Regions from separate parts of the Homo sapiens genome. Here regions 1 and 2 are each linked to region 3. A link is a loop called in an ENCODE intact Hi-C map of the cell type or tissue named here. Cell type or tissue: OCI-LY7. All regions are shown on one strand. Links, peaks and the distances in the headings refer to the core of each region. The heading gives the core; the rest is flanking DNA.

What was found. Hi-C counts contacts between places; a loop is a spot of excess contacts. Peaks named below come from ENCODE experiments on the same cell type or tissue, not always from the same donor. Only the 100,000 strongest peaks of a DNase experiment are listed, where the experiment ranks them.
Region 1: it touches region 3 in a loop (3-fold over the local background); 32 of 110 quality-filtered maps call a loop at or near these places.
Region 2: it touches region 3 in a loop (4-fold over the local background); 2 of 110 quality-filtered maps call a loop at or near these places.

What each region holds. Positions count from the first base shown.
Region 1 is chr14:63,935,541-63,945,951 of GRCh38, reverse strand. SYNE2 (spectrin repeat containing nuclear envelope protein 2) reads right to left here. Exons shown (of 116, transcript NM_182914.3): 3 at 5,277-5,338; 4 at 4,162-4,257; 5 at 3,990-4,067; 6 at 3,809-3,901. Among named protein-coding and RNA genes, the nearest start is that of SYNE2, 88 kb to the right of the region's middle. In OCI-LY7, for the core only: no CTCF peak of the experiment used is centred there; DNase peaks (open chromatin) are centred at 5,351, 5,801 and 7,271; H3K4me3 peaks cover 804 bases; H3K27ac peaks cover 2,976 bases.
Region 2 is chr14:64,233,131-64,243,541 of GRCh38, reverse strand. ESR2 (estrogen receptor 2) reads left to right here. Exons shown (of 9, transcript NM_001437.3): 8 at 8,392-8,572; 9 at 10,219-10,411. The coding sequence ends at 10,405. It overlaps LOC124903328 (a long non-coding RNA gene), which reads right to left. Exons shown (of 2, transcript XR_007064205.1): 2 at 8,355-8,680. Among named protein-coding and RNA genes, the nearest start is that of ESR2, 56 kb to the left of the region's middle. RefSeq lists enhancers at 7,429-7,698, 8,339-8,398. In OCI-LY7, for the core only: a CTCF peak has its summit at 5,290 (motif pointing right); a DNase peak (open chromatin) is centred at 7,061; H3K4me3 peaks cover 1,628 bases; H3K27ac peaks cover 2,916 bases.
Region 3 is chr14:63,864,427-63,874,837 of GRCh38, reverse strand. The region is part of intron 1 of SYNE2 (spectrin repeat containing nuclear envelope protein 2); the gene reads right to left. Among named protein-coding and RNA genes, the nearest start is that of SYNE2, 17 kb to the right of the region's middle. RefSeq lists enhancers at 6,634-6,683, 6,804-6,853, 10,407-10,411. In OCI-LY7, for the core only: no CTCF peak of the experiment used is centred there; DNase peaks (open chromatin) are centred at 4,777, 6,107, 6,487 and 7,677; H3K4me3 peaks cover 4,261 bases; H3K27ac peaks cover 4,833 bases.

The sequences.
Region 1 (10,411 bases), core at 3,099-8,098, 72 kb before region 3:
TCAGTTCCATTCCTAGGTACATGCAGGATGGAAATCAGGATTTATACAAGGTATATACAAGAACGTTCTGAGCAGCTTTACTCATAGCAGCTAAAAACTGGCAACAGCTTGACCAGCCTGGCCAACACTGTGAAACCCCATCTCTAGTAAAAATACAGAATTAGCTGGGCATAGTGACACACACCTGTAATTCCAGCTACTCAGGAGGCTGAGGTCGGAGAATCACTTGAACCCAGGAGGCAGAGGTTACAGTGAGCCAAGATCGTGCCCCACTGCACTCCAGCCTGGGCGACAGAGCGAGACTCTGTCTCAAAAAAACAAAACAGAACAAAATAAAAAACAAACAAATAAAAAAACTGGCAGCAAAAGAAATGTGCACCAACAATACAATGGTAAATATGTTACGGTATATTCATACAATTGGATATTCATGCAGAGCAATGAACAAGAAAGACTTACTGATACTTGCTACAATAAGGTAAATCTCACAGACATGATATAAAATGAAATAAGTCAAACACGAAAGAGTACATAGTGTACATAAGAGAAGACATTTATAATTCCATTTGTATGGTGTTAAAGACTCTACACTTATCCACAGAGCTCAAAGCGGTGCTCACCTTTAGGAAAGGAGGGCAGTGATTGGGAGAAGGACCTGGGGCACTTAGGGATGCTGGCAAAGTTCTATATTTTTATCTGGCAGGGTGATTATATGGGTGTGTTTCATTTATAAATATTCATCAAACTCTATACTTAAGACCTGTTCATTTTTATCTGTGTGTATTACATATACATCAACAAAAGTTTACTTAAAATTTTTTAATTAAAAAAAAAAAAAAAAAAAAAAGGCCAGGTGTGGTGGCTCATGCCTATAAACCCAATATTTTGGGAGGCCGAGGTGCGTGGATTTGAGGTCAGGAGTTCAAGGCTAGCCTGGCCAACATGGTGAAACTCAGTCTCTACTAAAACTACAAAAATTAGCCAGGCATGGTGGTGGGCACCTGTAATCCCAGCTACTCAGGGGGCTGAGGCATGAGAATCACTTGAATTCAGGAGCCAAAATCACGCCACTGCACTCCAGCCTCAGCAATACAGAAGTTTCAAAAAAAAAAAAAAAAAAAAAAAAAGCTTTAAGCCCAGCACGGTGGCTCACGCCTGTAATCCCAGCACTTTGGGAGGCCAAGGCAGGAAGATCATGAGGTCAGGAGTTCGAGACCAGCCTGGCCAATATGGTGAAACCCCATCTCTTCTAAAAATACAAAAATTAGGCAGATGTGGTGGTGCACACCTGTAGTCCCAGCTACTTGGGAGGCTAAGGCAGAATCAGTTGCACCCAGGAGGTGGAGGTTGCAGTGAGCCAAGATCCTGCCACTGCACTCCAGCCTGGGCAACAGAGCGAGACTCTGTCTCAAAAAAAAAAAAAAAAAAAAAAAAGAAAGGCTTTAAGTTTGCAAACCCTATGGCACAATGCCACTTCTAAGAATTTGACCTGTGGAAATAATTAAGATTGTATCGCAAAGGTTTTACCTTAAGGGCATTCTTATCTGAAATTACCTATAATTACAAATGATCATGAGCTTTCTGACTATCCATTAGTGAAATATAGTACTTTACAACAAACATCATGCCTCCATTTATTTATTTATATATATATATATATATATATATATATAAAAATTCAGAAAGCTGTTCATCAGAGCATGCTGAAAACAGTATGGATAACATGACCCCCATTTTGTTAAAATATATACATATGAACATACATTAATTATTGATGTAAATATCATAAAGACTATACACTAAATTATTTATAGCAGTTATAGTGAGTGGTAGATTACAGATAATTTTATTATCTATATTAAAATTTTTAATTATATTTCAAATACCAGAAAACTATAGGAAAAAATAATAAATGACCATGAACTATCAAATTTTAACATTTTACCATATTTGGTTTAGATTTTCTTAAAGAAATAAAACACAGGCCAGGCGTGCTGGCTCACACCTGTAATCCCAGCACTTTTGGAGGCTGAGGCAGGTGGATCACAAGGTCAGGAGTTCAATACCAGCCTGAGCAACATGGAAAAACCCTGTCTCTACTAAAAATACAAAAATTAGCTGGGCGTGGTGGCGCGCACCTGTAATCCCAGCTACTCAGGAGGCTGAGGCAGGAGAACCTCTTGAACCCAGGAGGCGGAGGTTGCAGTGAGCCGAGATCGTGCCACTGCACTCCAGCCTGGGCGACAGAGCAAGACTCTGTCTCAAAAAAAAAATAATAATAATAAGTAATAAAAAAATAAAAATAAATAAAACACAGATACAATTTAAGCCTCTTTCTCTCTCCAATCCCATTTTATCCTTTCCCAGAAAAAAAACACACAACTTAAATTTAGTTTTCATAATCTCATGCATATTATTCCATTGTAATTACAAATGCACGTATCCAGAAATAATATATAGTCTGTCTCTGCATGTTTTAAATTTTATATGTTAGTTATGCTATTTTTCTAGTTTTTCTAAAATAAATATTTTTCCTAAGTTATTTTTAAAATAATTATGGAGATACAGAAAATGCAACATTTTAGGTAGTGCAGAAACCCTGCACTATGTCAGAATTCCAGGCCTGAAAAAACATATCAATCATATGTTTTATAAAGTCAGAACTATAACCATCACTAAATCTTGATGTCCTCGCATAAGAGCTAGCATACAGTAAGTGTTCAAAAATATCTGTGAAACGAAATGCATCCACAACTCAGTCTTGGGATAGAACTGGATGTTGTGGGATTATTCACAGTCAGATAGGACAGGAGTCCCCCAAAATGGGGAGGCTTTACAAACTTTAGTGGTTAGATTTCAAGCATTTACTCCAGAAGCTTCCTACCCTCTCCCCTGCCATAGTAAACAATAAGAAGCAAACATTTACCATGGCAGGTTCTGTTCAGACTGGTGCTGATATTATGGATAATGCAGGATATCATGATAATTCAGCATTCAACTTTCAATTGAAAAATAGCAACAGGACAGGCACGGTGGCTCATGCCTGTAATCCCTGCACTTTGGGAGGTCGAGGCAGGCAGATCACCTGAGGTCAGGAATGTGAGACCACCCTGGCCAACATGATGAAACCCCATCTCTACAAAATATACAAAAATTAGGCCGGGCATGGTGGCTCACACCTGTAATCTCAGCACTTTGGGAGGCAGAGGTGGACGGATCACCTGAGGTCAGGAGTTCAAGTCCAGCCTGACCAACATGGAGAAACCTCATCTCTACTAAAAATACAAAATTGGCTGGGCGTGATGGTGCATGTCTGTAATCCCAGCTACTCGGGAGGCTGAGGCAGAAGAATCACTCGAACCTGGGAGGTGGAAGTTGCAGTGAGCCAAGACTGCACCACTGCACTCCAGCCTGGGCAACGAGAGCAAAACTCCACCTCAAAAAAAAGAAAAAAAAAATACGAAAATTAGCCAGGCATGGTGGCGCGCATCTGTAGTCCCAACCACTCAGGAGGCTGAGACAGAAGAATCACTTGAACTCAGGAAGTGGAGGTTACTGTGAGTTAAGACTGCGCCACGGCACTCCAGCCTGGCCGACAGAGCGAGACTCCATCTCAAAAAGAAGAGAAAAAAACCAATAACAGAAATGGCAAAAAGTCTGCTATTATTTTCTACCTCTTCAAGATTTTCAGAGGTCCTATTTATAGGAGAAGCTCAGGACTGAATCTAGTCCACTCACACTTATTGCATTACATTTATTTTATACTGTGGTAGGGTAGAAATAATTTTTATATCATCAAACTACTTACATGAAAGTGCAGGATAATTGTCCAAATTAGGCCAAGGATAATGGATGGGTTTCCATCAATGATATCAGTAACATGAATATTTATTAGCTTAATCTGGAAAACAAAAAGTGCAGGTTAAAAGGAGGAAATATCCCAGAGCATTAATCTCTCCTGTGAATTTTTAAGAAAAATTTATACTTACTGATCGGTTTCTTAGGAATGTCAAGGCATGTTCTATATTGATTCTACACTGGAAGGTATTAGATCCTTTATCCCGAGGCTGTGAAATTCAAGCAAATATATTACTCAGAAAAAATGAAATACATATTTTTTAAGTCAACAGAAAGTTTCTCAGTGTCATTTAAAAATCTTACCAACTGTTGCCCAGAAAGTACTTCTAGCAGATCCAGGAGGACATGCCCCTTTTTAATGTCTGTGAATAGGTCGGATATAACTGAGGGAGAAGTGTGCTGCAGAAGGTCACAAGAAAAATAATCATTCAAACTTTGGTCCAAAAAGAATACCTTTAAGAATCTCATAAATGTGCTTTGTGAAAAACTAAAATTCAGTAATGACTTTCTTCTTAATTAAGAGAATGAGAGAGAACATGCAAAGATTCATATCAAAACGTAAGAAAAGTAGCGAATTTAATTTATCTTATGGCTAATTTCCTGTAACACAACACCCTTTCTGCGTGGAGCTTTCACTGAGAGCTTAAAACCTGTGCACACAAGTGGCATTAAAGACTTTTAGAATCAGTCGCTAGTGACCCATCTGGAAAGCAGATTACATTTCTGGAGTAACCTGCTTATGTATTTACCCTTTCTTAGAATTACAAGCATCGTGTTGAAATGGACAGAGAAAAAAACAGTGTGTGGTCTGTGAGAAGAGGCTCATTCATTGTGTATCTAGGTTACTCTAGACACTCAGCATCAGTGTGGTAGGATGGCACAGTGATTATGATCAAGGCCACTGAGTCCAGACTGTCTGGGTTCATATCCCAGCACTATCACTTTTAAGCTGTGTGACCACATGCAAGTCACAAAACTTCTCTGTACTGAAGTTTCCTTGACCTTTAAAAAGGTATATTACTATCTATTTCATAGGGATGTCGTGAAATTATTTGTCAGGAGTTGTCATAATCATTACACTTAAAGAGTTTAGGACAGTTTCTAATATATAACATTTATTATATGCAAATCAGTATTACTATTACTTCACTTGATGAAAGAGATGTGATTAAATATTTTTATAGCACTGTCCCATATCCTCAACAAAAGTCCCTTTTTTTCTGTGTGAGAAAGAGTAACAAATACATCAAAACAAGATCAAGACAACTTTTAGCACATTCTTTCAAGAAAAGACATTCCACAACCTTTTCCCTGTCATCACCAGTACCATTTTTTAATGGCCTCCTTGGGGTCAAAACAGAAGGAGTAGGGGGAGTAATAAATAGATTTATAAACTAATTTGGTCTTCATTTGCTTACCCTGGCCAACTGTGAGTTTATCCAGCACGTGAAGGCTTTCTTCTGGGTGTCTTCCTGTTCAGCTATCAAAGAAAGAACAACAGCAGTTATAAAACCAGAAGCCTCAGAAACCTCCTGCACATATCAGAGCTTCAAAGGTCTGTCACGCTAGGTGTGTGCCTGTTTCACAAGCTTACAAACTTTCCAGGATTTAGTCTAAACTGTAGATGTTTGTCCAAGTAGTGTTTTAGAAAAACCATGTTGATACGATATTTTTTTAAAACCATGGGTTTGTTGACGAGACAATGGTTTTTAATATTTTTTACTGATAAAAGAATTAGGACCACGGTGCTGTGGTTCACACCTGTAATCCCAGCACTTGGGAGGCCGAGGTAAGCAGATCGTGTGAGCTCAGGAGTTTGAGACCAGCCTGGACAACATACAGAAATCCCATCTTTACAAAAAATACAAAAATTAGCTAGGCATGGTGGCATGAACCTGTGAGGGGGGAAGATGGCTTGAGCCCAGGAAGTCAAGGCTGCAGTGAGTCGTGATCATGCCCCTGCACTGCAGCCTGGTCAACACGGCAAGACTCTGTTTCATGAAAGAAAAAAAAAAAAAAAAAATGAACTGAGACCCTATACCACCTTGACAGTACTGTACAAAGAACTGTGAGCAGCAACAGGAGTTCCTAACCTAGACTTTAAGTTTAAGCCCAAACCGTTTAGTAAAGATGACCCCAGAACATAAGAAGATGTTTTAAATGGCACATGAAATCATTAAGGTTTAGTCTTAACATTTATCATGGAGAATATATCGCCACTGAATTAACTGTAAATGGGCTGTAATTAGTCAGAGAGAACTGTGTTCAAATCCTGTTTCTGTTATGGGGTAGCTGTGTGACCTTGAGCAGTGTCCTTGTTTAATAAAAAAGTAATACGCATTTGTCTCTAGAGATTATTATAAGAATCTAATGATTCACTTAAAGTGATTAGCATAGACTCTGGCACATAAGAAGTGTTGGCTATTACTCTTATTAAACAGGTAGGGGTCGGATGTGGTGGTTCACGCCTGTAATCTCAGCACTTTGGGAGGCTGAGGCCGGTGGATCACCTGAGGTCAAGAGTTCAAGACCAGCCTGGACAACATGGGGAAACCCCATTTCTACTAAAAATGTGAAAATTAGCCAGGCGTGGTGGCACACGCCTGTAGTCCCAGCTACTTGGGAGGCTGAGGCCGGAGAATCATTTGAACCGAGGAGGCGGAGGTTGCAGTGAGCTGAGATTGTGACACTGCACTCCAGCCTGGGTGACAATGCGAGACTTCGTCTCAAAAAAAAAAAAAAAAAAGAAAAAAAAAATCCAGGTAGGAGTCAAGGGGAAGACCTGAACCCTCAGAGTACAGCCCTTCTTGCCCCTCTGAGCAGGAGTGGGCCCCACACTGACACCATGCCTCCCTTAGCCCTCTACCCCCTGATTTTCAGCAGACATTCTCAACACCAGGGTTAAGGGTTAGCCCTGCACTCAACAACTGAGCTTCCATCTCCCCACATCTCCTCACCTGGATGGGCAGAGATAAGCACAGGCCCAGACACCCATGGCACCCTGTGCCCAATGCTTACGGCCTTGCCACCATCAACCTCCAGTTCACCAGGCCTCATCTCACTATACCCTTTATCCTTGCTTATATCAGCCAGTGCATGCACACATGCAGACACTCACATGCACACATGCAAGCGCACACATGCACACACGCACACACACGCACATGCACTCTAGACTCTCAGGTCTCTCTCATTTCTTTCTAATTCCTGTTAAGACTCTGCATATCCCCCCAACTTTTCTCATCTCCCACCTCTCCTTAAGTCCTAAAGTGCTTCCACGGATGATGAAACCCGTGGTGTGCCATCAGCAAAATCCCCTCCATGCCCAATACCCTCTCTGGTGTTGAGGCTTTCCCTTCCTGCTTTCATGGAAACCTGGCTCTCCTCTGAGAATACCACTTCCCCTGCAGCCCTCTCAAGTGGCAGCTTTGCTTTCTCTTGCAGCCCTCGTACCACTATTTCCTCCCTCCTCATGGCCACCTCCAGTTCATCCTCTACCCTCTTTGTCCCTGAAATCCCCTAGCTTTGAATCTCACGTCATTAGACTATCCTTGCTATCACAATTGTTACCTACCTCTATCATTTCCCACCCTTTCTGCTCCTTCTCCACTGTCACTCTGTCCAATAGTCTAATTCTTAGTACTTTCTAATTTACTTATTTATAGACAAGGTCTCACTCTGTTGCTCAAGCTGGAGTGCAGGGGTGTGATCATGACTCACTGCAGCCTTGACCTCCCAGGCTCCCAAGTAGCTGGGACTACAGGCGTGTACTGCCATGTCCAGCTAATTTTTTAAATTTTTTGTAGAGATGGGTGTCACCACGTTACCCAGGCTGGTCTCAAACTCCTAGGCTCAAGCAATCCTCCCAACTCACCTCCCAAAGTGCTGGGATTACAGGCGTGAGCCATCACACCTGGCCTTATTCTTGGCAATTTCAATATACACAGCAATGAACTTTCCAATGTCCTGGCCCCTCAGTTTCTCGAATTCCTCCTCTCCAATACACTTGTCTTCTGCCCTGCGTCAATCACCTTGCTGTCGTGGTCATACTCCAGACTTTGTCATTACTAATAACAACTCCTCCATGATCTCAAGTTCATGCATCTCCATTCAGTTCACTCACTCTAGTGCCCCAACTCCAGCAATCATTTCAGTTCATCAACAACTCCAAGCCATTGACTCTGCCAGTTTTTCAGTGTCCCTCACCCCCAGGATATCCTACCTTTCATTCTTATCCATTTTAAGTTCCATGATCAATTATTACCAACACTCCTTGCATTTCACCTATTTTGTTCTATTTGCTTTGACACTTCATGACTACTCTGTGCACTTCATCCTACAAACAGGTTGCTGAATGTGGCTGGAGAAACCCACTCAACAGTGCTCACTGGTCTCACCAGCAGCCCCAGTGGGCCCTAAAAGCTGCCCAGTAATCTCACACTATATGGCCCTCTCCCTGTCCCCAGATGGCAACTTAACCCCTTTTCTTCTTCCACAAACATCCAATACCTCCTCCCTCATCATTAAACTCAGCTGAAACCTTGCTTCCCACCCACTCATCTAACAACCTGCAAAAGTGCTCTGCTTCCAACCTATCAGCACAGATGAACTAGCCTTGCTCAGAACTAAAGCCAATCCTTTCACTTGTACACTATATCCCATCCCTGTGCTCCAACGCAAGAACATTCTGTTCCTACCTCTTCCGTATCATCGTCTTCCCCCACTCTCTTAAACAATTCCCATGAGTATACAGCCATACTGTTAATTCTCCCATCCAAAAACAAACCTCTTGACGCCAGTTCCCAACCAGCCATCGCTTCATTTGTCTGCTCCTTTGCGGCAAAATGCCTCAAATAGTTTGTGTTTACTGTCTCCAGGTCTTCTCCTCCCTCACTCTTAACTGAACCCATACCGATTAGGTCCCTGCCATTCGACTGAAACAGCTTCTCATCATGGTCACTTGAATCAAGGTCCTCGATGACACACTCTCATGAAAACCAATGGTCTATTCTCAACCTTCATCCTGCTGGACCCATCAGCAGCATCTGATATAGATGATCATTCTCCTCTCCTGCTTCCAGGAACCAGACTCCTGATTTTCCTCCTTCATCAAGGTTGCCTCCTCCCTTTCTCTCACGTTTCATATCTAATGCCTCCAGATATCCTGTTAGGTCCACCCTCACAATATATTCAGGATATGACCACTTCTCACCACCTCCATCACCACCACCCTGGCCCAAGTCACCATCACCTCCACCTGGGTTACTGCGACAGATTCCTAACAGATCTTCCCTCCAGCTTTGCCCCAAAATACTATGCTCAGCACAGCAGGCAGTGATGTTGCTAAAATGTTCACTCAGATCAGGAAACTCCTTTGCTCAAAACCCTGCAAGGGCTCCTCCCTTCACTCCTCATGATGGCTACAAGCCCCAGCACCATCTGCCCTTCCCTGCTTCCCACCTGCTGCTTCTGCTCCAACCACTCTGGCCTCCTGTATTCCTCAAACTCCCCAGGCCCATTCCCACCTTAGGCTTTGGCACCAGCTGTTCTTTCTTCTAGGAATGTTCTTTCTACTGTTATCCACAGGTGAATTCCCTCACCTCCTTCAAATCCTGGCTCAGACAACACCTCATCTAAGAGGTCTACCCTGACTGTCCGATCTAAAATTGTAACACCCCCAACTCCCGATCCCTCTTGTCCTGCTCTATTCTCTTTCCCTAGGGTACTTATCTCTTTTAACACTCCAGATAAATTACTTATGCAGTAAGTTTATTGTTAATGTCTCACTCTCCTCTCAACAGAATTTACGCACCACAACACAGGCAAAGATGCTTTGTCTGTGCTATGTCCCAAGTGCCTAGAAAAGCTTGGCCCAGTGTAGGCCCTAAATAAATATTTTCTGAAATAATAAGAATATTTTGGGCTGGGCACGGTGGCTCACGCCTGTAATCCCAGCACTTTGGGAGGCCAAGGTGGGCGGATCACAAGGTCAGAAGTTCGAGACCAGCGTGGCCAACATGGTGAAACCCCATCTCTATTAAAAATACAAAAATTAGCCAGGCATGGTGGTGGGCACCTGTAATCCCAGCTACTCAGGAGGCTGAAGCAGGAGAATCGCTTGAATGTGGCAGGGAGAGGTTGCAGTGAGCCAAGATTGTGCCACTGCACTCCAGCCCGGGTGACAGAGCGAGACTCCGTCTCAATAATAATAATAATAATGTTTTGTTTTCTTTTTTTAATTTAGTAGAGATGAGGTCTGACTACGTTGCCCAGGCTGGTCTTGAACTCCTGGACTGAAGTGATCTTCCCACGTTGGCCTCCCGAAGCGCTGGAATTACAAGTGTGAGCCACCACACTCAACCTAATAATAATGTTTTTAATTATCACTGTGGTTGTTATATTTTACTATATTGAAGCAAATCTACCTTTATGAGTTCACAGTCCTTTCTCTTAAGGTTGTCTGTTCTACCTTCTACTACATTGTTTTCCTTGGACTTTTCTCTACCTTATTAATCTCTATCTAATAGTCATAGTGAATTGAAATTGTTGGTAT
Region 2 (10,411 bases), core at 2,232-7,231, 370 kb before region 3:
GAGTAGAGACACATCCCATTTCATTACATGTTGCTTTATTGTGCATCACAGATACTGCATGTTTTTACAAATCGAAGGTTTGTGGCAATGCTGCATTGAACAAGTCTGTTAGTACCATTTTTTCCAACAGCATGTGCTCACTTTATGTCTGTGTCAAATTTTGATAACACTTTGCAATATTTCTAACTTTTTCATTATATCTATTACAGTGATCTGTAATCAGTGATTTTTGATGTTACTATTGTAATTGTTTTGGGGTGCCACAAACTATGCCCATATAAGCTGGCAAACTTAACCTATAAATTTGTGTGTTCTGACTGCTCCACCAACTGGTGGCCCCACCACCATCTGGAATTCTGGGAGAATTCTACCATGCATTTGAGGAAGGAATAATACCAAGTGATATGGTTTGGCTCTGTGTCCCCACCCAAATCTCATCTTGTAGTGCCCATAATTCCCACATGTTGTGGGAGGGACCTGGTGGGAGATGATTGAATCATGGGAGCAGGTCTTTACTGTGCTGTTCTCATGATAGTGAATAAATCTCACGAGATTTGATGGTTATATAAAAATGGGAGTTTCCCTGCACAAGCCCTCTTCTCTTGTCTGCCGCCACATGAGATGTGCCTTTCACCTTCTGCCATGATTGTGAGGCTTCCCCAGCCATGTGGAACTGTAAGTCCAATAAACCTTTCTTTTGTATATTGCCCAGTCTTGGGTATGTCTATCAGCAGTGTGAAAATGGACTAATACACCAAGTTTACACATACTCTTACAGAAAATTGAACAGCATGGAATGTTTTCCAATTCATTCTGTGAGGCCAGCATTACTCTGATAGAACACTCAGACTAACACACTAGAAGAAAAGAAGACAACAGACCAATTTCCCTCATGCATGTATAAGCAAAAGTTCTCTAAATTTTTTTTTTTTTGGTAACTAGAATCCAAAACTGTATTAAAAGAATAGCACATCATGAACAAGCAGAATTTTTGGGAATACAAGGTTTCTTTAACATTTGAAAATCAATCAAAATTCATATTAACAGAATAATAATGAAAAACCATATGATTTTATATATATATATATATTTTTTTTGTTTGTTTGTTTGTTTTGTTTTTTTTGTTTTTTTTTTTTGAGACAGTCTCACTCTCCGCCCAGGCTGGAGTGCATTGGTGCTATCTCAGGGCTCACCGCAACCTCTGCCTGCTGGGTTCAATCAATTCTGTCTCAACCTCCTGAGTAGCTGGGATTATAGGTGCCTGCCACCATGCCTAGCTAATTTTTGTGTTTTTAGTAGAGATGAGGTTTCACCATGTTGGCCAGGATGGTCTCAAACTGCTGACCTCAGGTGATCCACCCGCCTTGGCCTCCCAAAGTGCTAGGATTACAGGTGTGAGCCACTGCACCTAGCCATGATTATCTTAATAGATGCACACAGCATTTGACAAAATCCAACATCCACTCCTGCTAAAAACACTGTACAAACAAGGAATAGAAGGAAACTTCCTCAATCCATTAAAGGGCACCTATGAAAATCCTACATTTAATATTATACTTAATCACAATCAGGAACAAGGCAAGTATGTCCACTGTCCTTAATTCTATTCAACATTTTACTGTAAGTTCTACCCAGTGCATTAAGGCAAGAAAAGAGGTAAAAGGCATCAATATTGGAAAGGTAGAAGTGAAAGTCTTTATTTAAAAACATGAGAATCTATGTAGAAAGTCCTAAGGAGTCTAAAAAATGTGAATTTAGCAAGTTTGTAAGGTGTAAGGGCAATATATATAAATCAATTGTATTTCTGTGTGGCACCAGTGAGCAATTGGAAATTGAAATGAAAAACCACTACCATTTACAATAGCATCAAACATTGTGAAACCTTGGGAATAAACTTGCAAAAGACATGAAACCTGCACACTAAACACTGCAAAATATAGCTGAAGGAAATTAAAGAAATCCTGAATAAATGGAGAGAGATGTTAATGGATCATAAGATTCAGTATTGTTTTCAATCTATAGATTCAAACTGATAAAAATCCCAGGAGGCTTTTTGGTAGAAATTGATAAGCTGATTCTTAAAATCATGTGAAAATGCAATGGACATAGAATAGTCAAAACAACTTTGAAAAAGAACAAACTGGGAGGACTTACACTACCTGATTTAGAAGATAATGTGGTATTGATGTCAACAGAAACAAATAGATCAATGGAACAGAGAGTCCAGAAATAATCTATACAACTACAGATGTTCCTCAATTTATGATGGGGTGATTTCCCAAAAAACCCATCTTAAGTTGAAAATATTGCTAGTCAAAAATATACTTAACACACCTAACCTACTGAACATCATAGCTTAGCCTAGCCTATCTTTTTTTTTTTTTTTTTTTTTTTTTGAGACGGAGTCTCGCTCTGTGGCCCAGGCGGGAGTGCAGTGGCGCAATCTCGGCTCACTGCAAGCTCCGCCTCCAGGGTTCACGCCATTCTCCTGCCTCAGCCTCCCCAGTAGCTGGGACTACAGGCGCCCACCATCACGCCCGGCTAATTTTTTTTGTATTTTTAGTAGAGACGGGGTTTCACCGTGTTAGCCAGGATGGTCTCGATCTCCTGATCTCGTGATCCGCCCGCCTCGGCCTCCCAAAGTGCTGGGATTACAAGCGTGAGCCACCGCGCCCGGCCAGCCTAGCCTATCTTAAATGTGTTCAGAATACTTACATTACCCTGCAGTTGGGCAAAATCATCTAATATAAAGCCTATTTTATAATACAGTAATGAACATTTCATGTAATTTATGGAATACTGAAAGTTACTGTACTGAAAAACGAAAAAACACAATGGTTGTATGTGTACTGGAAGTACAGTTTCTACTGAATGCAAAAACTTGCAGCTGAGTGTGTTCATTATCTTGGTTGTGGTGATGGCTCCACCATGTATATGTATGTCAAAGTACATCAAATCGTACACGCAAAATATGTGCAGGTTATTGCATGTCAGGTATACCTGGATGAATCTGTAAACAATGTAATGAAAGCAAAACAAAAAGATTAAGAGAGCAAAGTTTGTAGGCTAAATGGAAAAGAAATACCACCAAGCGGGGAACCAAATCACAGGGTGGAGGCCCTGGAGGATAAGGGTCAGGAGAGGAGAAATGGGGGTAGGTCTCTTAAGTCAAAAGGCTGCGAACTTCTCTATTCCATGTTAGGATAGCAGAGTTTCCAAGCGCTGCATTTGGTTGCTGCTAGATGGCCTTGCCAGGCTAGATAAGCATTGGGCTGTCTGACGATGGTCTCCTGCATAGTTTGGTCTCCTGTTTTCCTGTGTATGTGACATGCTTAAGTTAGGATTATGTCACTCAATCACATCTGCAGTGGTACAGCACGCTAGCTGGCCAGGTCGCGGTTTGTCAGTAGTCATGTTTTAAAAGCTGCCCATTTCTGGGTTATGCATATCTACTAATAATGGCTATAATATGGAATGGAAATTAACTGTGTCATCCAGCTAAATTTCAGCTCAGTTTCTGGTATGTATATTAATGACTTCTAAATACTAAGGATGTCAAAATGATTTAGATATAATGCTTTTGGTCTAGAATGGGATATATACTCAAATAGTTAATCAAAGGTCTGATCCATGGTGGGCTTAAGTGGAGAGGCACATATTTCTCTCTTGGGGAGGCAAGGGAAAGGACCACAACATTCTAACTCTCTCAGCCAATCCTCTTCCACTATGCATATATAGGTTGTGTGGTACTTGGAATTCCTGTATCATACTTAGCCTTTGATATGGCTCTTGAGAGTAAGAGACAACAGAAAAATGTTGCATTTAACAACCTGTTACAATGCTTGTTAGAGTGTTTTTATAAACTCTAAGGTGTTATGCAAGTGTCATAGTTAATAAAATAGCCTACCCAACACCCAACAGACAGACTGGCCATCTTGCCACCCAAATCCTCCCTTGGATAGAATTAGAGGGGGTATGGAATTTAGGAATTAGAGTGTAATTAATTACATTGATTATCCATAGTCTTTAAAATATTTTAAATTAGAAACAAGTCTATTTAAACAGTTTTAAGATTTACAAAGGATGAAACTTTTCATTAAATGAAAGAAATAGAGGGGTTAAGCCAGGAAATCCTATTTTACATTAAGAAAATTATTAAGAGACACTGGCTTAAACCCTAGTTCCCTCTGAGTTTATAGGGAGAGTTCCCATGGAGTGGGTGGGTGGAGAAGACAAAGACATAGATGGATGCTGATGAGGAAAGATGCGGGGGTCCTTTTCTGTTGACCAAGAACACTGGGGCAAAGCACAGTTGAACAGCAGCCTGCAGCCTCACACCATGGCACCTTTTGAGTCCCATCTGCCCTCATGTGCTGGGGGCAGGAGGTGGTGACAGAGGGCGTGGGTCATGGCCAGAGGTTCCTTTCCTCAAAGCAAACAAGCAAACGCCACATACGGCTCCCCAAAGCCAGGACTTCTTCCCTTTGGTCAGTATTCTGGGACTTCTATTAGCACATTAGATTTTTCTCATTTATTTGCCTTCAGTCAAGGAAAGCTTATGTTTTCATCCTTTGAACAAATCAGACGTGGCAAATCTTGAAGGAGAGGTGGCTGTCCCCCACCACTGTGCTGCTCAGAATGTCACCAGGTGGGCTGGTGAGAGGAGCACACAGCTGTTCCCAGCTGATAAAGGGGAGAGAAGATTGTGTCCTTGATTTTATTTCACTTTCTTTGGTATGTGTGAGGCATGGTGCCAAGATCTTGGTTTTTTTTGTTTTTTTTTTTTAAACTATACTTCTTCCGTTTCATCAAAAGTAATTTAATTTTGTTTTACAGTGAATCCTAACTGATGTTTTTACTTTTGGGGGATGGAGAGGGTGCTATATTTTTGTGGTTTTCTGTGCCTGACTGGGCAGAGCTTTGGATCTTGTCCCTTGCCCCATGCTGCCCAGGGCCTGCCACTTAGCAAGTACTCTGTAGATATGTATTTGATGAGCAAGGGCCTGAGCATGGATGTCTGAGGTGCAGGCACGCACTGCTGACTGGAGAGCCAGGCAGCAGCATGGGTATTCTTCAGCACAGTTCTTTTCTGGGAGGGTATTTCTTTTCTATGTGATCAATGAGAACAGGAGTCTCCAGGATAATTTTATGTAAGTCAGTCTTTTTGTATATACACTGCCCCCCTACCCCACCATATGTAAAATGGATTTCGCATATGCCTTTCCACAACTGCAGTGCCTCACCTCCCCAAACCGCTGTGGCTGATGGACTCTGGGCCCCAGGTGGAGCTGTGCTGCCCCTACAGCCTGCAGAAGGCCCAGGGTCTGGCCTTGGCAATGACTGTGGTTCGTGAAGTGGGTAACACAATGACACATACGTGTTCTCTGAGGGGAAACTTCGTTGCACACAGCCCAGGGAATTTATGTTATTGTAACTTTGGTTCTGAGGCGTTCTTTTATTATTATTATTACTATTATTTTTAGTAACAGCTTTATTGTGATATAATTCATTTACCATATAATTTATCCATATTAAGTATACAGTTCAATGTTTTTAGTTTATTCACGGTATGTGGTGCAACCATCACCACCATCAATTTTAGAACATTTTCATCACCTGAAAAGAAACCCCATGCTTCTTAGCCATCATTTCCCACTCCCTATCCCACCCACAGCCCTAGGCAACCACTAATTTGCTTTTCTGACTCTATGGATTTGCCTATTCTAGACATTTTATTATAAATGGAATCATACAACATGTGGTCCTTTGTGTCTGGCTTATTTTGCTTAGCCTGATGTTTTCAAGGTTCATCTGTATCAGTACCTCATTCCTTTTCGTAGCTGAATACTATTCCACTGTATGGATAGACCACATTTTGTTGAGCCATTCGTCAGTTAGTGGACATTCCACTTTTAGGCTGAGTTATGCTGCTATGAACATTTGTTTATAATCTGAGGATTTGTTTTTATATTTTCAATCTTTGTCACTTTGAACTGAGACATGTACAGGCACACAATTTTGGCTCCTTTTGGAATTCCCAGACATAGTATTGCTTGATGGCAGCGGAAGTCCATGGAGCACATGTCATGCAGCTGAACACACTACGGGGTAGTTAAAAGGAAGTACTTGTTTATGCAGATGGGGTTAATTTTAGGGAAAGTAAGCTTGAAATAATTTTCTCTGTACTTTTGATAATTTTCTGTGTGTACCTAAAACATACATTAGCATGCATATTTACCATTTCAAATATGATGTGTGTTTGGCTAAAAAAAATAAGGGTCTGGCCGGGCACAGTGGCTCACGCTTGTAATCCCAGCACTTTGGGAGGCTGAGGCAGGCGGATTGCGAGGTCAGGAGTTTGAGACCAGCCTGGCCAGCATGGTGAAACACTGTCTCTACTGAAAATACAAAAAATTTGCTGGGCATGGTGGCGCATGCCTGTAATCCCAGCTACTAAGGAGGCTGAGGCAGGAGAATTGCTTGAAACCGGGAGGCGGAGGTTGCAGTGAGCTGAGATTGTACCACTGCACTCCAGGCTGGGTGACAGAGTGAGACTCTGTCTCAAGAAAAGAAAAAAAAAAAAAGGTCTGTGCCCTCAAAGCACTCATGTCCAGTCTTGCTGAGGGCAGAAGGGTGGCTGTGGGGTGTGTGTGGGGACAAGGCAGACATCCAGCATGTGGGGCAACATGGTGTCTCTGCTGAGGATGAACAGGGCACTGTCAGAGTATCAGGGGACACCTCAGACCAGACTTAGGGTGGGATGGTAGGGAGGTTGGGGGAAGCTTCCAGAAGGAATTTCTGACCAGGTTGGAATCTACAGGAGGAATGGGTATAAATGAGCAAAAGAATCAGGGTAGAGAAAGAGGAAGGAGAGAGTTTCCAAGCAGCAAGTTGAGCATGTTCGGAGCACCACACATTCAGGGAGTTGAGAGGGGGACTCAAGGCGAGGTGTGGTGGGAACTGCAGATGAGAGAAGCGGGGAGGGCCCTGGTACCTCTGATAGCTGCACCAGGTGGTTTGGACTCTATCCTATGAGCTGGGAAGTCATTAAACGGAGCCCCATGAGCAGATCTGCTTTTTGGCCTCTCAGAAGGGGACACACGGGGCCAAGGGTGGGGTCTTGTTTCCCCTGCGGTGGGAGGGCAAGTCATCTCTGGGGCGACAGTGGGAGGTTTGAGGCTGTGGGGGGATTCTGGAAGAACCAATGTGGAGAACAAAGTGAGCACAGGGATTGGAGAAGCAGCTTCAGGGCTATTGAAAAGATGAATATTTTAAATTCGTATCATCAGACATTATGGAGGTCCCTAGGGATGTGGCAAAGCACTACACTTACGTAATTGTGCTTCAGAATGTCCCTTGCCTTACCTGAGTTAAACTTAGTTGAATTGAGCTGCCTTAATTGAACTGAAAGTGCCAATAAAAATAGAGAACAAAAACTGCCAAAACAAATTCTGTGGTTGCTGGAGCACCAGCCATCATCAGTCTCATGACAGCCAAGACTCAGCAGCTCCCTGGTTGATTTCACATATTTATTCTTGCTTTGAAATGGAAAGCCTGGAAGAGAAGCTAATTATTAAAGGGAATCAAGGAGTCAGGCAGGGGTCGGGGGGAGGAGATTTATCTGAGCTGTTACTTTGCTGCCATTGGGATGCCACAGTATCTCAATCCTAGAGTTGGAGGGGAGTTAAACACAGGGCAGGGCAGGATGGGGGAGGCAGCCTACCCAGGACGTGGCTGTGGGGACCTAAGCAGATGTGTTCCTGCATGCGTTGCTCAGTGAGGAACTGAGGCTCAGAGAGCTCCAGATGGTGGCTAGAAAGTAGGTCTGTCTGACTCCAAATCAGTGGTCTTCCTGCCCCAGCCAGGTGCCACTCAAGCGAGATGCAGAGGTGGTAGCAGGGGCCCTGCCATGGCTGGCTGCGGCACGTGGTACACACAAGGAGGTGGCAGAGGAGGCTTCATCACATTGGCCATTCCTTTGTTTATTAAACTCCCTTTAGATGGGGAGCCCTCCGTGGGGCTAAAAGTAGAATTAATCTCACTTTCTGACCATCTCTGTATCTGTTGCTGCAGATGAGAAACACCACGTAATGATTTCGGGAGACTAGATATACTCGCCACGGCAAGGCCACAATTATGGGCCTGGTGGACACTTCAGGTGGCAATTTAGTCTGTCTGCATTAGGCCAGGCTTCTCTTCTAGCTCTGTGACGGGGCTGGCTCTCAGGGAAGATCCCCTGGGGGAGGTAAGACCATGCTTATAAGCTCCTGCCACACATGCAGCTGTCAAAGCAACCCAGATCACCTCGGAGCAGGCGCACGGAACAGCTGAGCACACGACTTCTGCTCCTTTGCTCAGAGCAATGACTTCTGGCTTTTATTCTTTGTCCAGGTATGTACCCTCTGGTCACAGCGACCCAGGATGCTGACAGCAGCCGGAAGCTGGCTCACTTGCTGAACGCCGTGACCGATGCTTTGGTTTGGGTGATTGCCAAGAGCGGCATCTCCTCCCAGCAGCAATCCATGCGCCTGGCTAACCTCCTGATGCTCCTGTCCCACGTCAGGCATGCGAGGTACGCGCCCTAAGGAGCTGCTCTGCTTGGGCTTGGGATGGGATTATGTGCTCCACGGAGGGTGAAGTGATTTGGGAAAAGTGTCTGCAAGTTAAGGAAAATGAATGCCTGAAAGGGAATGGGGAATTTGTCAGTTCACACACCTGTAAGCAAAGATGGGCACAGAGTGGGCATGGAAGGAATGTCATGTGGTATCTTACAGGCTCTGCATGGCAGCCAGTGGTGGCTCATGGGTTTTTCAATTGCTGGGGTTTATAGCCTGTTTATGGAGTCCTAAAAGGGGCAGTTCCTCCCCTAACACGAACTGCCACCCCTGTTTACACCACCCAGGGCTGAGGCCCTGAGGCCACTTTTTGTGGAGAGGCTAAGACCCGCTCCCCTAGATGGCCCCTCGAGCTGGTGATGCGAAGAAGTGCACAAATGCTTCCCTAAGAGTTGTTCTTTCGGTGGCATCAGGAAATTAAGGATAAGACTTAAGAGAAGTGGTGGACCCAGCAGATTTAGGAAGGCAGGGCTGTAGGTAGGGCATGTTTCTGATCAGGAAACGTAATTGTGTGTGCTGATGAAGAGGGTGTGCAGTGGTGGCTACTGTTGGTACAATGATGCTCAGTGCTTGGTGTCACCCACGATGAGGGTAGCCTTGCCCTGGAGCTGGAGGAGGGGAGGGGAGGGTGGAAGGTAATTAACTGGTCACTGAGGAGGCAAGTCTAGAGGCTGTGGAGAAGGACAATATACACCTCGAGAATCTTAAGTGAGATGAAGACCTCTGCCTTTCCCCTTTAATGATTGCTCAGCACATAGCCATTTGCAGAACAGATCCTGTGTTTGTAGATTCCTTCATTGTGAATTTATCTGCTTGCTAAAATTTATTTGTAACCCCAAAATCAATATTTGTGGTGTTTTTGAGGTCATGAACAGAGTGGCAGAAATTTTGAGTTGCCCTTTATGTACAGTCCCAGCTGAGATGGAACAAGCAGCTGCTCTCATACTGTCAACAAGTGTCCTTTACTTGGTCTACTTAGTGCCATGGTTTTACATTTTTGTGCTTTTGGTGACTTCACTGTTTAAAATGCCCCCCTGGTGTGGTGCTGAAGACCTGTCTAGTGTTCCTCGGTGTGAAAAAGCTGTGATGTGCCTTATGGAGAAAGTATGTGTTAAGCTTTGCTCGGGTGTGAGTTATAGTGCTGCTGGCCATGAGTTCAATGTTAATGAGTCAATGGTATTTATCACATAAGGCATCTTTAGAAAGAAACACACATAAAACAAGGTTTTGTATTGATCAGCTGATGAAGATGTGGCCAGAGGCTTGCAGGAACCTAACCCTGTATTTCCCCTATGAGTGAGGATTCAGTGTTCACAGTGACTTTACGGAACATAATTACCGCAAACAATGAGGATTGATTGTCCTATGTGTCAGGCCATTGTAGGTGTGTGGTGGGACACAGAGGCTGACAAGACATCGTCCTTGCCCTTGAGCCTAAATTATCAGGGGGAGCTGGATGCACGAGCCATGGATAAATGGGCTGGGGGAAGAGTGGGTTTAGGGGTGGGGTAGACTGGCTCTGAGCAAAGAGAGCCGGGGAAGGCTTCGGGGTTCCTGTGGCTGCCTCGGAGGAGGGAATCTCAGCACCTTTTTGTCCCCATAGTAACAAGGGCATGGAACATCTGCTCAACATGAAGTGCAAAAATGTGGTCCCAGTGTATGACCTGCTGCTGGAGATGCTGAATGCCCACGTGCTTCGCGGGTGCAAGTCCTCCATCACGGGGTCCGAGTGCAGCCCGGCAGAGGACAGTAAAAGCAAAGAGGGCTCCCAGAACCCACAGTCTCAGTGACGCCTG
Region 3 (10,411 bases), core at 3,500-8,499:
AAAGAGAATTTCAGAATAATTATAGTAATATTAATTTTGACTAAGCAAACATAAAAAGTTACTTAATGAAGCTTGTTTTCCAAACTTTTAAACATTGCTAAATCTTCTTGCAAGATTTTTGTTTTCCCTTTGAGGTTACCCACTTGTAAAGTCCATTAGTTTTTGTTTCTTAAAAAAAAGCAGTTATGGCAAATAGGCTCAAAATATTTTCTGCCTCTAAAAATAAACATCTTTCTTTTGAACAACATTCTTAACTCTAAAGTTCTGGCTATTCCCAAGAGAGACAAGGCTAGTTAGTGGCAATTTTAAAGATAAGAGAGCTCAGGCAGGTTACATAGATATCCTTCCTGGAACCCCTTGGCCTGTCATCTTCCTGCGACATCTAGCAAATTATGGTACTTTGTTAGCTCCCAACAACAAAAGAGGCCTGCAGAGCCAGGAGGTGAGAAGCAGAGACAGTGGAGCAGAGGGCAGGCAGGGAGAGCCACAGCGTTCAGTAGGATTTAGTCTACAAATAACAAGGAAATCAGATGCAATGCTCCAGGAAAAGGCAACCTCCAGTACCAAAAGTATTTTTAAATGTTTACGTCTTTTTGTGCAACTATAAGAAGGTTTTAAAGAACTACAATGAACAACACGTTAAACACTCTGACAGACGGACATCTCATAGATACGTAATGCAAGCAATCTGTAAGGAAGAGAGATACAGGAAGGGAGAGAAGGAAGCACACAGCCAGGACAGCAGGATAAAGAGGAAGATGACATTTTCCAAGCTAACAAATGGTTTTTAACTGTCCTAATCCAGGTGCTTAAGATCCTTGAAAACAATAACCTTCCAGAAAGCAAATACAAGCAGCCAACAAGAGAACAAGTAGCCTCCTATGTACCTCTGTCAAGTCACCGTTCACTGGAGGAAAAAGGGAGGGAAAACCAAGCCATGAACAACCCAAATAGTGTTAATAAATCAAATTATGGAAGGAACTTCTGAGCAACAGCCGCCGTCCTCCCATTCACTTTCTACTTCCTTTGCATGCTGAGACCCATCCACAGTTCAGTGAGGAAGCAATGGTGCCAACCATTGTCCTGCTTTATGTAGTTAATGGAGAAAAAAATGAGAATCTTATGATTTCTTACAAAGGTAAGTACTTGGCCGGGTGCAGTGGCTCACGCCTGTAATCCCAGCACTTTGGGAGGCCGAGGCAGGTGGATCACGAGGTCAGGAGATCAAGACCATTCTGGTTAACACAGTGAAACCCCATCTCTATAATACAAAAATTGGCTAGGCGTGGTGTTGGGCGCCTGTACTCCCAGCTACTTGGGAGGCTGAGGCAAAAGAATCGCTTGAACCCGGGAGGCGGAGGTTACAGTGAGCCGAGATCGTGCCATTATACTCCAGCCTGGGCAACAGAGCTAGACTCCATCTAAAAAAAAACAAAAAACAAAAAAGGTAAGTACTCACACTTTAGAGTACTGTAGAGTCCACACCTTCACCTGCATGACTATGGAAATATGGGGAAATTAATCTTTATCAAAAAAAAAAGTAAGTCATATCCATTCTAAATAAAGAAATATGTTTATATCTACAGTCACTGGCATATTAACACTCAGACAATTCTACTTATGTACTTCACATCAGTCTGATTAGAGTATACCCATTTTCAAATATGAGTAGCTATATGTAGCTCCAATAATATCGGAAAGGCAAAGCTGTCATTATGTGGTTTATGTGCATGTTAATGAGTAACTGTTTCCAGAAAACTACAAAAACAATACACCTACAAATCAAAACGAAAAAGACAAACAACCCAACAGGAAAATAAGCAAAAGACGTGAACAGGTGGGTCCTAGAAGGAGACATAAAAAACTAAATATCAACCAATAAGTGAATGGATAAACTGAGACATACTAATACAATGGAATATTAAACAATGAAAATCAATGAATCAGAGTTACATATATACCAAGACGGATGAATCTCACAGTTGAGAGGAAAGATAGCAACTTGCAGAAGAATGTGCAACATACAGTAAAACTGTAATATTAATTACATATCATCTTTTTTTTTTTTTTTTTTTTGAGGCAGAGTCTCACTCTGTTGCCCAGGCTGGAGTACAGTGGTGTGATCTTAGGCCACTGCAGCCTCTGCCTCCCGGTTTCAAGCGATTCTCCTGCCTCAGATTCCCAAGTAACCGGGATTACAGGCACCCGTCACCACCACCACGTGCGGCTAATTTTTGTATTTTTAGTAGAGATGGGATTTCACCATATTGGCCAGGCTGGTCTCAAACTCCTGACCTCAGGTGATCCACTCGCCTCGGCCTCCCAAAGTGCTGGGATTATAGGTGTGAGCCACCATGCCCAGCCAATTAGACTCTTGTTGGATTTTTCTTGTCTTTTTTTTTTTTGAGATGGTGTCTCGCTTTGTCACCAGGGTGTGGAGTGCAGTGACAAACCATCTTGGCTCACTGCAACCTCCACCTCCCAGGTTCAAGTGATTCTCCTGCCTCAGCCTCCCAAGTGGCTCGGATTACAGGCGTGTGCCACCATGCCTGGCTAATTTTTTTTATTTTTAGTAGAGACAGGGTTTCACCATGTTAGCCAAGATGGTCTCGAACTCCTGACCTCAAGATCCATCCGCCTCAGCCTCCCAAAGTGCTTGGATTACGGGCATGAGCCACCGCACCAAGCTGGATAGAATCTTAAAGTATCTCCCAGGGATCCATGATAGGACTAATATTAGGCTGGTACAACTTGACACGGCCGGGCCCACACACTACCAGCTGTCAAATACTTTGAAAATCAACCTTAACATTCATATGCAACAAAATTGTTAAGCAACACATAAGCATGATAAATACCAAATTCAGTACAGCAGCTTCCTCTGGGGAGGAGGAAGAGGTCACAACCAAATTAGCAATATTTTATTTCTGAACTAGGATGCTAAAGCAGGTATATACTTACTGTATAATCATTTATACCTTTTCATAGGTCCTAAATATTATGTAATTTTTAAACAATATCTATATATAGATATAATTTAAGTTGGCCAGGTGCAGTGGCTCACACCTGTAATCCTAACACTTTGGGAGGCTGAGGCAGGCAGGCAGCTTAAGCTCAGGAGTTTGAGACCAGCCTGGGCAACATGGCGAAACCCCATCTCTACAAAAAACATAAAAGTTAGCTGGGGTTCTCACAGTGAGACCCTGTCTCTGAAAGATTAAAAAAAAAAAAAATGACATCTCTTTTAAAACCACTTTAGATAATGGTTTTCATACTAGAATGTTAAGGAAATACTTGTTCTAGTGGAATTTTTTTAAAAAATTCAAATCTCGCCAGGCACGGTGGCTCATGCCTGTAATCCCAGCACTTTGGGAGGCTGAGGCAGGCGGATCATCTGAGGTTGGGAGTTCGAGACCAGCCTGACCAACATGGAGAAACCCCGTCTCTACTAAAAATACAAAAAAATTAGCCGGGCATGGCAGCCCATGCTTGTAATCCCAGCTACTCAGGAGGCTGAGGCAGGAGAATCGCTTGAACCCAGGAGGCAGAGGTTGCAGTGAGCTGAGATCCAGCCATTGCACTCCAGCCTGGGCAACAAAAGTGAAACTCTGTCTCAAAAAAAAAAAAAAAATTCAAATCTCCCCAAAATTAGTTCCTTTCTGTCCTTCTTGAGTTTGTATTACTCTTTAACTCTGCCTCCAAAGAACCATCCATTTCTGTGCAACCGCATTGATAAATGGAGAGTTCGTACTAAATATTTGATACTTGGTCTTATTTAACCATCAAATCTTAGCATTCTAACTGGTTAAAGACAAAAAAGTAAAATTAAAAATTTAAATTTAAATTTAAAAAAGTAAAATGACAGTAGATGAGAAAAAAACAGCTGGAAAATAAATGAATCTGGGATATCATGAGTCTGCCTGTTTATGCCCCTGGACTAGAGCAGAACCAAAAGGACCTCCATGTGCTGATAGGGTTAAATATGATTTCCTGGGGTGTTGATCTTGAGTAATACTCCGTGTGCATACATTCTAAAGGAACAAGTGAATTTTAGAAATGTCTGTGGTATAGTGTAGTGGTTAAAAGCTTGGGTTCTGAAATCAGTCTGACCCCTGGTTCAAATTCTAGCTTTGCCATATACTAGAGGTGTTATTTTGGGCAAATTACTTAACCTCTCTGAGTAGAGTTTCCTCATCTGTAAAAGTGAAACTAAAATCCCACGTACTTATATTACTGAGATAATACAGGTAACAGAAAGCATAGTACCTATAGAACACATGGTAACAAATGCTAGTTATTACATTCAGTTCAAGGGTGCAGTACACAAGGGGCTAGGTATCAGGTGTTTAGGGGACAGTCAGAAATGAATCATATATGAGCCCTAATTCTTCAGGAACTGGGGGAGATGGCCTTGTAAACAAGTCACTGTAGTATTATCTAGAATGGAAGAAGTGCCAACTGAAGTACAAGCAAGGTGCTGTGGGTGCATAAAGCAAGTGATGCCAACTTTGGGGAAGTTAGGGCTAATTTTGTAAAGCATTTGCCATTTGAGCTGAGGGTGTATTGCCAGGCCTAGAATGATGAGTAGGGCTTTTATGGGTGGAGAGTGGAGGAGAGTAGATTGTGGGCTGAAGAAAAGCACAGGGTTAATGGCAGGGTGTGGTGGGAGAGAAGGCTGGATAGATGATTTGTGGTTATATTTTGGAGGGTTTTTCACACACAAGTGTTCAGACTATATTCTCATGGCCAATGGGGAACCAAAGCAGGTGTTTGGTGTGAGCTGTGTTTCGCAATAATGTTTTGAAAGATGTATTAGAGAGGCAGGAGTCCAATTACAAGGATGTTTCAGAAATTCAGGTGAGTGATGAAGACATTTGGAGAACAGAGTCAGAGGGGATTAAAAGGAGATAGAAGACAGACAATTCGAAACTAGGTGCCAAAGACAATGTTCATGCTATTACTTGAGAGAGAGAAAATACAGGAGGAGAAGGTATGGGATAAATTGGATATTCCAGCAATGGGGTGGGCTAATGGGTCTTGTGAACTCAAAGATTAGTGCGAGATCTATCCGGCAGTTGGAAATTCAGTTCTGAAAGAAGGAAGCTAACATTTTATTGTGTACCCACTGTGTCTCAGGTTTTATGCTAAGCACCTTTGCAAATTATTTATTGGGAGCAGTTTTTTTTTTTTTTTTTTTTTTTGAGACAAAGTTTCGCTCTTGTTGCCCAGGCTCAAGTGCAGTGGCGCGATCTCAGCTCACTGCAACCTCTGCCCCCTTCCCCCACCACCTCCGTTTCAAGCGATTCTCCTGCCTCAGCCTCCCGAGTAGCTGGGATTACAGGTGCCCGCCACCACGCCCGGCTAATTTTTGTATTTTTAGTAGAGATGGGGTTTCACCATGTTGACCAGGCTGGTCTCAAACTCCTGACTTCAGGAGATCCACCTCGGCCTCCCAAAGTGCTGGGATTACAGACATGAGCCACCATGCCTGGCTGGAAATAGTATTTTTAAGATGAAAAAGTAGGGGCTCAGAAGAGACGTGATATTTAAACATCAACTTTAATTTTAAAGCACTTCTCATTTTTATCTTTTCTCTTTAAGCTCAGAAGAATGGATAAATGAGTGAGTACCAGAGGCAGCGAGCAGGCTGCTCTCTGGGACACTTTTCATCAGTTTCCACCTCAGGGTTTCACTATGAGGAGGGAATAGCTCTTTAACTGTGTGGTTCTCCTTGTTACCTGAAGAGTGTCAAGGGAGTTTCATTCTCCATTTTATTTCTCAAGTTCTAATATTCCTTTCCCTTCGGAGCTGCTTGAAGGTTAATGTCCTTTAAGATTTTTCTCTCTTGCTTCTGATGAAATGGAAACATTTGTTTTGGAGTGGGTAAAAACTTAATAAGTCTTGTTTTAGTTCAATTGGAGAGGCCAAAGGGGCAGAGAGAATGTTGCTCTTTTCCTTAATGGTGTCCCCTTTATTAGATAATGAAATGTGTAATCCTTATGCCAAGCTCATGGATGCAGATAAAAATTAAGTCTGATCAGACTTTGAATGCCTTTTAAGGAATTTTTGTTATTACAAAAACCCCAGCACACACACATACACACACACGCACACATGCACACATAGGCAAAAGCCCTTCCCCATATTACTTTCATTTTCCATTCTTGCAGTCTCTCTTCCTAGAGATAATTGCTATGGACAATTTTATGTTTATCTTATTTAAATGTTTCTGACACCTGGGACCTTGGGAATAATTAGGCAAAGTAGCTAGAATTTGACCTTTTTCCTTTTCACCTAGGTATTTGATATCAGGGTTTATTACTAAGATTTCATCAATATGGGTTCTTCCTTTTTTTTTTTTTTAAGGCAGGGTCTCACTCTGCTGTCCAGGCTCGAGTGCAGTGGCATGATCTCGGCTCACTGTACCTTCTGCCTCCTGAGCTGAAACAATCCTCTCACATCAGCTTCCTTAGCAGCTGGGACTACAGGTGTGCACCACCACGCCTGGCTAATTTTTGTGTTTTCTGTACAGATGGGGTTTTGCCATGTTACTCAGGCTTGGGTTCTTATTTTTGACTGTGGTTTTGAAAGCCCCATAAATATAAAATATAACTTACTTTAAATGCTGTTAGGTCACCTTTCAAATCACCAACATACCTAGGGTTATAATTTAAAGACCTTGTGCATCTCATTTGTTGCTAAACCAGTTCTGTTAGTTAATTTATTACACAAGTTTGCCAGTTAACTGCAACAGTGGGCAAAAAGCTTCTTTTTCTTTTTTTTCTTTTTTTAGACAGTCTTACTCTGTAGTCCATGCTAGAGTGCAGTGGCATGATTATAGCTTACTGCAGCCTCAAACTCCTGGGCTCGAGCGATCTTCCCACCTTAGTCTCCCAACACAGGTTCATGCCACCACGTCTAGCTAATTAAAGCAATTTTTTTTCAAGAGTTGGGGTCTTGCTATATTGTCCAGGTGGGTTTTGAACTCCCAGATTTAAGTGATCCTCCTGCCACAACCTCCCAAAGGGCTGGGATTATAGGCATGAACCACCTTGGCTGGCTGGCTGGCTGGCTGGCTTGCTTTCTTTCTCTCTCTTTCTTTCATTCTTTCATTCTTTTTATTCTTTTTATTCTTTTTTTGAGACAGAGTCTCGCTCTGTCATCCAGGCTGGAGTGCAGTGGTGTGACCTCGGCTTACTGCAACCTTCACCTCCTGGGTTCAAGCGATTCTCCTGCCTCAGCCTCCTCAGTAGCTGGGACTACAGGTATGTGCCACCACACCTGGCTAATTTTTGTATTTTTAGTAGAGACAAGGTTTAGCCTTGTTGGCCGGGCTGGTGTCGAATTCCTGACCTCAGGTGATCCAGCTGCCTCGGCCTCCCAAAGTGCTGGGATTACAGGCGTGAGCCACCACACCTGGCCCTTTCTCTCTCTCTCTCTTTTTTTTTTTTTTTTTAAGAGGAGGAAGGGCACAGAAGAACTGAGAATAGAAATTAACATAGGCCAATTTTAGTTTGGTAACTATATTAATCTGTTAACTACTTCATATGTTGAATGCTCATATAAATGTGCTGTGCTAAGTTTCTGTACAGAATCATGGGGTAAATGAGTAGACTGGATATATCTTGTCCATTAAGAGTTCTCTCATGGTACTGTTTAAGGACATGGGCTTTGGAGCCCAACAGACTTGTGTTCAAGCCAGTCTTGCCAGTAACTTGCTGTATGGTTTGGACAAGTTATTTAACCTCTCTGTTTCCTTAAATGAGGTAGATGGTTTCTGTGTTATAGGCTTATAACATAGGATCAAAGAGATGGTGCATGTAAAGTGTCTGGCACCAATTGAGTACTAAATAAATATTAACAATTTTTTCTTTTTTTGTTGGAGAGAGGGTCTCGCTCTATTGCCAAGGCTGAAGTGTAGTGGCACAATCTCCATCTTCTGGGCTCAAGCAATTCTCCCATCTCAGTCTCCTGAGGAGCTGGAACTACAGTTGTGTGCCACCACACCTGGCTAATTTTTAAATTTTTTGTAGAGACGGGATCTCACTATGTTGCCTAGGTTGGTCTTGAATTCCTGGGCTCGAGTGATTCTCCTGCCTTGGCCTCCAAGTGCTGGGATTTCAACATGAGCTACCACGCCCAGCCAGTGATTCTTATTGCTGTTTTATCATTATTTTCAAATACAGAACTTACAATTTTGATCATGTATGTTAGAGAATTTACCTGTTCTCACTTTTAAGCTATAACAAAGTAGGTGTCACTGATATTTCACTTTTTTTGCACTGTAGGTTGTCCAAAGGAATATAGAAATACTGAGATAAGCTTTTTAAAAAAAAGAATAGAGATGGGGTCTAGCTGTGTTGCTGAGGCTGGTCTTGAACTCCTGGGCTCAAGCGATTTTCCCACCTTTGCCTTCCAGAGTGGTGGGATTACAGGTGTGAGCAACTATGCCTGGCCAAAATAAGTGTTTTAAAACAGATGCAAATCTTAGTACCTCTCTTAGTTGGCCAGCTTTTTAAGTAAATTGAAAGAGTTCACCCAAAGAATACCACAGAGATTTTCTTTTGTTTTAGTAGTCTGACATCTCAAGTTCCTTTGGTGTTTCGAGTTTTGTTTCTACTCAGGAAAATGTTGTGGAATGCATAAGACATTTTTAAAGCAGTGTTCTAATTGTTCACCAGCGGAGAGGAAACAACTTAAGTGGTGTTTCTTGTTGGTTGAGAACATATTATATGTATTTTGGGGGCTGAGGACATATCAGGGATATTTCTACAGGGAAGGATTTGAGATAAGGAAAAAAATATTTCTTAGAAATCTCAAAACTATAGTCTGAAATTCCATGAAAAGAAAATTGAAGAATTTTGTAATCCAAGTCATTGGAGATAAAGGGTCAGAAGGAACATTTTTGTTGTTGGAAGTGTTATCTTCCAAGAAGATCCATAAATCCTTTTTTAATGAGCTAGAAGATATGCTAAAGAAAAAGGAATCTCAGAAGTAGATGGAAACAGGTTTTTTGTTTTTGATTTGTAAAAACAAGGTCTTGCTTGGTTGCCCAGCCTGGTGTTCTTTTTTTTAAAGGCCAGATAAATTTCTTTTTTCTTTTCTTTTTTTTTGGGGGGGGGGTGGGTACAGAGTTTTGCTCTTGTTGCCCAGGCTGGAGTGCAGTGGCGTGATCTCGGCTCACTGCAACTTCCACCTCCTGGGTTCACGTGATTCTCCTGAGGTCAGGAGTTCAAGACCAGCCTGCTCAACATGGTGAAACCCCATCTCTACTAAAAATACAAAATCTACTCTCCTCCACTTGGGAGTAGCCTCCAGCTACTTGGGAGGCTAAGGCAGGAGAATCACTCTCCTCCACTCTCCACCCATAAAAGCCCTACTCATCATTCTAGGCCTGGCAATACACCCTCAGCTCAAATGGCAAATGCTTTACAAAATTAGCCCTAACTTCCCCAAAGTTGGCATCACTTGCTTTATGCACCCACAGCACCTTGCTTGTACTTCAGTTGGCACTTCTTCCATTCTAGATAATACTACAGTGACTTGTTTACAAGGCCATCTCCCCCAGTTCCTGAAGAATTAGGGCTCATATATGATTCATTTCTGACTGTCCCCTAAACACCTGATACCTAGCCCCTTGTGTACTGCACCCTTGAACTGAATGTAATAACTAGCATTTGTTACCATGTGTTCTATAGGTACTATGCTTTCTGTTACCTGTATTATCTCAGTAATATAAGTACGTGGGATTTTAGTTTCACTTTTACAGATGAGGAAACTCTACTCAGAGAGGTTAAGTAATTTGCCCAAAATAACACCTCTAGTATATGGCAAAGCTAGAATTTGAACCAGGGGTCAGACTGATTTCAGAACCCAAGCTTTTAACCACTACACTATACCACAGACATTTCTAAAATTCACTTGTTCCTATAGAATGTATGCACACGGAGTATTACTCAAGATCAACACCCCAGGAAATCATATTTAACCCTATCAGCACATGGAGGTCCTTTTGGTTCTGCTCTAGTCCAGGGGCATAAACAGGCAGACTCATGATATCCCAGATTCATTTATTTTTCTCCTTTTTTACCCCCACTCCCAGTCCTCACTACCCCTGAAAAACAAATTAGAAAAGAAATGATTTGGAAGGTAGAGATAAAAAAAGAATTCAATCTTTCACTCCTTGTAAGACACATAATAGTAACAGTAAGTGTATAAGATTTAGCAGCCATATATAACCTAAAAGAATCTGTTGGATCACTTCAAAACATGCTCACCCTGCTCAAACCTGAAATCAACAGCAGTTGCTAAGAAAACACATGACCGACTGCAAGACAACATGATGACTCACCCAAGGAACAAGCTTACCTTCCAGTTCTCAGAAACCATCACCAACAGAGAGTCTTTGTAA